Linked DNA regions of Homo sapiens: region 2 is linked to region 1. A link is a loop called in an ENCODE intact Hi-C map of the cell type or tissue named here. Cell type or tissue: PC-3. All regions are shown on one strand. Each heading gives the region's core, and the rest is flanking DNA. Links, peaks and the distances in the headings are about the cores only.

Region 1 (2,899 bases), core at 242-2,741:
GGCACCACATGGCTTGCTTCCCTTACCCAAGGTGACAGAGCCATATATGCCCCCAGGGTTCCCCAGCAAAGGACTTTTGCCAGAAAACTCAGGGAATAGTAGAACAGAGATGACCTCCTTGTCCCGCATTTGTTGGGCTGGTAGGTCTTCCCGGTCCTTTTCAGGAACTGGCCTCAGGCAGAGAGGTCAGCCTCTGGTGGCCTGGGACTCCCAGGAGACCCACCTGCAATGATGATAATGTCTCCCCATACTGACCATGCACTCTGGCTATGGACCAGCTAACAGTCCACATGCCTTATCTCTCAGCAACACTCTCTAAAACAACTCTCTCTGCAACTCCAGAGGTGGGCATGATTTTCCCCATTTTATAGCTGGAAAATAGACGCTCAGAGAGAGCAAGTAATTTGCCCAAGGTCACACAGCTAGTAAGTGGCAGACAGAACTGGCATGCAGGTCTGCCTGACTCCACTTTGCATTGAGACAGGGACTTGCTGCCTGCTCAGGGAAGTGAGGGGCCAGGCCCACCTCTGCTTCCCATAGTGCCTAAGGTACTCTGCTGTCGGTGCAGGGGCTGCCCAGACCCTGATGAATGTGTAAATTATTTCTTGGTGCTCAGAGCAGCAGAGTCTGACGTTTCCTCCAAGGGATGGTGGGCTAGGGGAGGATGTGCAGTGGGTGCTTCATCCAAAGTAAAAGCTGATGCTGCTGTCTCAGGCAATGCCGGCAGGAAGGGCTGGAGCCTCTGACCTGGGCTGGCCTAGGGCAACCTCTGCTGGGCTGAGGCCACCACCTATGCTAAGTGGGTCAGCAACAGGGTCAGCAAGGGCTAATCCCCGTGCTTATCCATGGCACACTTCTCCCATGCTGAGCACCTTAGACTCATGACCCGTTCAGTCTGCACAACCCACCTGCGGGGTAGGCACTACCATCTCAAGAATTAGAATTAGGAAACAGGCTGGGACGGGTGGGTAATTTGCCCGGAGTCACAGTGCTAGGAAGAGGCAGGGTCACAACTTGAACTCTGTCCTGTCTGGCTCCAAAAAGAAGCCCCTTCCGCTACTCTCTCCTCTGGGCAACTTGCAGTGCAATTCTTTGGCACCTCGTATCCTCTTGGAAGGAGGAGAGAGAAACAGATGTGGTGCAAGGGCAGACGGGCATAGGCATCCCAGCAGCCCCCTTCTTCTCCTCCCTTCTGAGGCTGGCACTGAAGGGCAGTGCCCCTCAGGCCACTCAGTGCAAGGGCCCCTGGGCAGGTCTTACATCTTTGGCTCATCTTCCCCAAGACCCAGGCACTGGCTCCTCTCAGATGTGTCTGCTGCCACCATCCCGGCCCCAGGTCCTGGGTGGGAGAAGCTGAGCAGGAGGCAGGAATAAATGTCAAAGAAGGAGCAGGCTGCCAAGGGAGGGCAGAGGCAGCCCCCACCCCGCCAGGCCAACACTGCCCTCTGCAGGGGGCCCTGGGCTGGTCAGGGCAAGAGATGACCCTGCAGCTGTCAGCACTGGCCAAAAATGGAGAAGGAATGGAGCTCCGTGCTGGCCCTTTCCTAATATAGCTCCACTTGCAGCTATTTTGAGCCTGGGAGGATAGAGGGAATTTTATCAGTTCTGAGGCAGTGGCGGGCCTGGGGCAGAGCAGGGCCACTGTGCTGCTCCCTGGGACCGGGGACCACTGACTTGAGCCTGGCTTCCCAGGGTTTGGCTGCAAATGACCAGGGCCAGGCTGGCCGGGGCCCAAGCTCCCCCAGCTACAGCCCACACTGGGCAGATTCAAGAAGGTGGCAGAGTTTGGGGACAGAGCCCCCCACCTTCCACACTGTCTCCCTCACAGGCCCCCGACAGGGCTGCTGGCCACAGGGTCTGCCACTGCAGGGAATTTGCATTTAAAGAAACACAGGACAGACACTGCTTTCCCTACAGAGACCATGCTCTGGGAGGCTCACTCTCAGGTCAGAGTGAGAGGAAGGGGCCTCTCACTGTGCTGCCTCGGCTGTTGAGCTCACACTTCTCCCTGCGCCTGCTCGCTCCTCCATCCTGCCTCATTGCTGGCCCAAGGGGCCTTTAGGAGTGGCCCCTGGTGACTGTGCACCCCACTCCCCTATACCCCAAGAGGAGCAGCCAGAGCTGCCTGCGTCTCTTCTGGGAGGGAGAGGAGGTCAGGTTTGGGGGGGCATAGGAAACCCCGCGCACACCCTGCCTCCTTACCACTGCAATGCCTGCTCAGGACAGAATTCCAGAGCTGCCCCCACAAAACAGACTCTTAGTCCGGAGCTGCTGACAGGCAGGGAGGCCCCTGGGCCTCAGCCTTTTCCATAGCAGCCACAGCTGGTCCTGTCTCCACCCCTAGCTTCCACTCTGGGGTCTATAGCCAGGTTTGTATGTGGGGGATTCATGTATGCGGTACGAGTGCCCCTGAAGATAGACAAGAAAACCCTTCTTCTGGCAAAGCAGAGGGCACTGGGGACCCCTCAAGAGGGAAACATTGCTGTGTCAGTCTCTGAACCAAACCGAGGGTCCCAGTAGCTGTGATTCCCGGCTCTGAGTTCTCCCTCCTCACTCCTTGCTCTCCTCACCCATTGCGGTTTGGGCTGGTTCTGCCTCCACAATGACCAGGCTGATGATGGCCCCGGCGCTCAAACTGCCCCTGGTGGAGCCTCTCTCTGACCACCCTGTCTTCTTTGCCCTTTTCCTCCCCAGGTGGTAGTCAACTCTCCAGCCAAGTTAGTATCAAAGGACAGCATGTGTGTGCGCTTGCGTGCCAGCCCCAGCATGTGTCTGCGTGTGTCTGGCGTGGATAGAGTGTGCCTGCTGGCATGTGTACATGTATGTGCATATGTATGAGTGGGGTACACTTGTACCCCTGGGTGAGCCTGCATGTGTGAAGCTGGAGTAGAAGCATTTG
Region 2 (2,899 bases), core at 186-2,685, 92 kb before region 1:
TTTCCTTTATAAATTACCCAGTCTCAGGTATGTCTTTACTAGCAATGTGAGAACAGACTAATACACCAGAGTTCACAGAAATAATGCAAAGTAGCATTTCTGATGCCTTCATTTAAATTTTCAAAAATATTTATAAATTATCCAAATGACATAATCACATTGTCAAAAAGCTGAAAAATAGAGAAAAGCAAAATCACACAATCTAATGCTTAAAGCAACCACTGTTGACACTGTTGTGTCTCATCACTCATATACACCCACCCATGCTTCCCCATTGTGGTAGCCACCTTTGAATCCAAGCACTGCCACTTGTGGGCTGTGTGACCTTGGACAAGTCACTTCTTATCTCACTTCTGGTCACTGTCTATGAGACTGTGTACCCTTTCCTCCATGGGAAGCTGTGGGCTGGAAAACCGCTTAGGGAATGCCCCGGGAGGTGGTGAGGGGCTGGGGGCTGGAGGGAGACCTGCATGCAGATCATGCAGTTGCCACGTCCTAGCAGTTGGTCTTGTTTAGGATTTCTCCGCCCTGGCACTCCTCCCAGGTGGGGCTGGATAATGCTTTATTGCGGGGGCTGTCCTGTGCTTTACAGTGTGCTCAGCAGTCTCTCCACTCTCTACTGCATAGCACGTCCCTTCCCCAGTTTTTTGTTTGTTTGTTTGCTTGCTTTTTAAGACAACAGTCTTGCCCTGTTGCCTAGGCTGGAGTGCAGTGGCGCGATCTCAGCTCACTGCAGCTTTTGCCTCCTGGTTTCAAGCAATTCTTCTGTCTCAGCCTCCCAAGTAGCTGGGATTACAGGCACATGCCACCACATCTAGCTAATTTTTATATTTTTAGTAGAGACAGGGTTTCACGATGTTGGCCAGGCTAACCTCGAACTCCTGACCTCCTGATCTGCCTGCCTCGGCCTCCCAAAGTGCTGGGATTACAGGCATGAGCCACCACACCCAGCCGACGCTGACCGTTTTCAGGAGGAGAGGCATGCTCTCACTGAAGACAGTCATGACAGAGCTGGAGACCTTACCGGCCCTTCCTGAGAGGGCTCTTCTGGGGACGCAGAGACTGTGGGTTCTGGCAGGAGGAATTTAAGCACATGCCCCTTCACAGAGAGTGGGAGCAGGGAAGGGACCCTGTGAGATGCTCATGGACCTCTGAAGGGGACTTTAAGTCTGAGTGGCACCACCCTGTTCCTCAGATCCCCTTTTCTGTACACTCTCCAGTCCCTGAGAACCTCCCCTGACCTCAAGCTGAGCAGGAAGGTGGGAGCATGCCCTGCAGTCAGTCAATGCCCACTCGGAGCTGGGTTGGGAGACTGCTCCCTGCGCTCCTACCCAGCACCTCTAGGTGTCCACAGTGTCCAGCGCTAGGCCCCTGGGTTGAAGCACAAGTCCCTTGATAACCTTTGCTTCTGCACAGGTAAATGCCCTTTTTCCTGATGTCAGCCTTACGGCACTGGGGATTTTCCAAATGAATCTTTCTTGAGACAAGGAGCAGGGAGTGGCCCTTCCCTGAGTCACTGCTCTGGTGGACTCTGGGTTGGGCAGGCTTAGTGGGCCCACTGCTGCTCTGGTGAGCCCAGCACACCTACTGCCCTCACCTGCCCCACCTCTACCAGCTAGCCCACCCTCTCTGCTGGCCTTTCCCTCAGTACCTGAGCCCAGGCTTGACAACACCACCAGACCATACGCAGCAGATGTCATCTTCCCAGTGGTATCTCTACCTCCAATCTCTTTCCAAAAGTGCCATGACCGGAGGGAATGTCTGAATTTTAGTCATGGACAGAAACCAAAGGTCAAAATCAGACAGTATACCTCTGGCAGGAAGCAGGGAAGTGGTGAGAATTCCAGAAGCTCAATGGTGAACTTGGATCTAAAGGGACAGGAGAGGGCGTTGGATAATGAAGGCACATGAAGTTGGGGGGTACCATGCAGGACAGAGGCTGTGCTCAGGTGAAGGCAGTGGGGCCTGTTTATGGGGTGTGATGTCAGGCCCTTGGGACAGGCCTGCTGGGCCCTGAGGGGCAGCCCAGGGCCCTGCTCCTGTGCACACTGATAGCTCAGCATCCACACCCTGGATAGAGACCTCCAGCTAGGACAATGTCAGGACTTGGTGGCCCAGCAGGCTTCTGGAGCAATGCTGGCCAAGTCCTTCCCTAAACAGCATTTTTCCATGAGTGACCCTGGGCTCCCCTGCCTATCACGTCTCCTTCAGAGAACCACAGTGCACATGCACAGACTAAAGGCTCTTTGAAATCCTGCTGTGTGGCTGGGCGTGGTGGCACACTTCTGCAATCCCAATACTTTGGGAGGCTGAGGCAGGAAGATTGTTTGAGCTCAGGAGTTGTAGACCAGCCTGGGCAATATAGCAAGACCCTATCTCTACAAAACATTTTTTTTAAATGTAGCTGCTCATGGTGGTACACACCTATAATCCCTGGTATTTGGGAGACTGAGGTGGGAGGATTGCCAGAACCCAGGAGTTCGAGCCTGCAGTGAGCTATGATTGTACCACTGCACTGCAGCCTGGGTGACAGAGTGAGATGAAGGGAAGGGAAGGGGAGGGGATGGGAGGGGCAGGGCACAGTGGCTCATGCCTGTAATCCCAGCACTTTGGGAGGCCCAGGCCGAGGCGGGCGGATCACCTGAGGTTAGGAGTTCAAGACCAGCCTGACCAATGTGGTGAAACCCCATCTCTACTAAAAATACAAGAGTTAGCCAGGCATGGTGGTAGGCACCTGTAGTCTCAGCTACTTGGGAGGCTGAGACAGAAGAACTGCTTGAACCTGGTAGGCAGAGGTTGCAGTGAGCCAAGATCATGCCACTGCACTCCAGCCTGGGTGACAGAGTGAGATTCTGTCTCAAAAAAAGAAGAAAAGAAAAGAGAGGAAAGAAAGAAAGGG

The links. Hi-C counts contacts between places; a loop is a spot of excess contacts. Peaks named below come from ENCODE experiments on the same cell type or tissue, not always from the same donor. Only the 100,000 strongest peaks of a DNase experiment are listed, where the experiment ranks them.
Region 2: a loop joins it to region 1, with 3 times the contacts of the local background. A loop is called at or near these places in 11 of 110 quality-filtered maps.

What each region holds. Positions count from the first base shown.
Region 1 is chr10:86,682,984-86,685,882 of GRCh38, forward strand. The region is part of intron 5 of LDB3 (LIM domain binding 3); the gene reads left to right. Among named protein-coding and RNA genes, the nearest start is that of LDB3, 16 kb to the left of the region's middle. RefSeq lists an enhancer at 1,089-2,899. In PC-3, for the core only: a CTCF peak has its summit at 1,441 (motif pointing left); no DNase peak of the experiment used is centred there.
Region 2 is chr10:86,591,174-86,594,072 of GRCh38, forward strand. No RefSeq gene overlaps it. Among named protein-coding and RNA genes, the nearest start is that of OPN4, 62 kb to the right of the region's middle. In PC-3, for the core only: a CTCF peak has its summit at 1,344; no DNase peak of the experiment used is centred there; H3K27ac peaks cover 598 bases.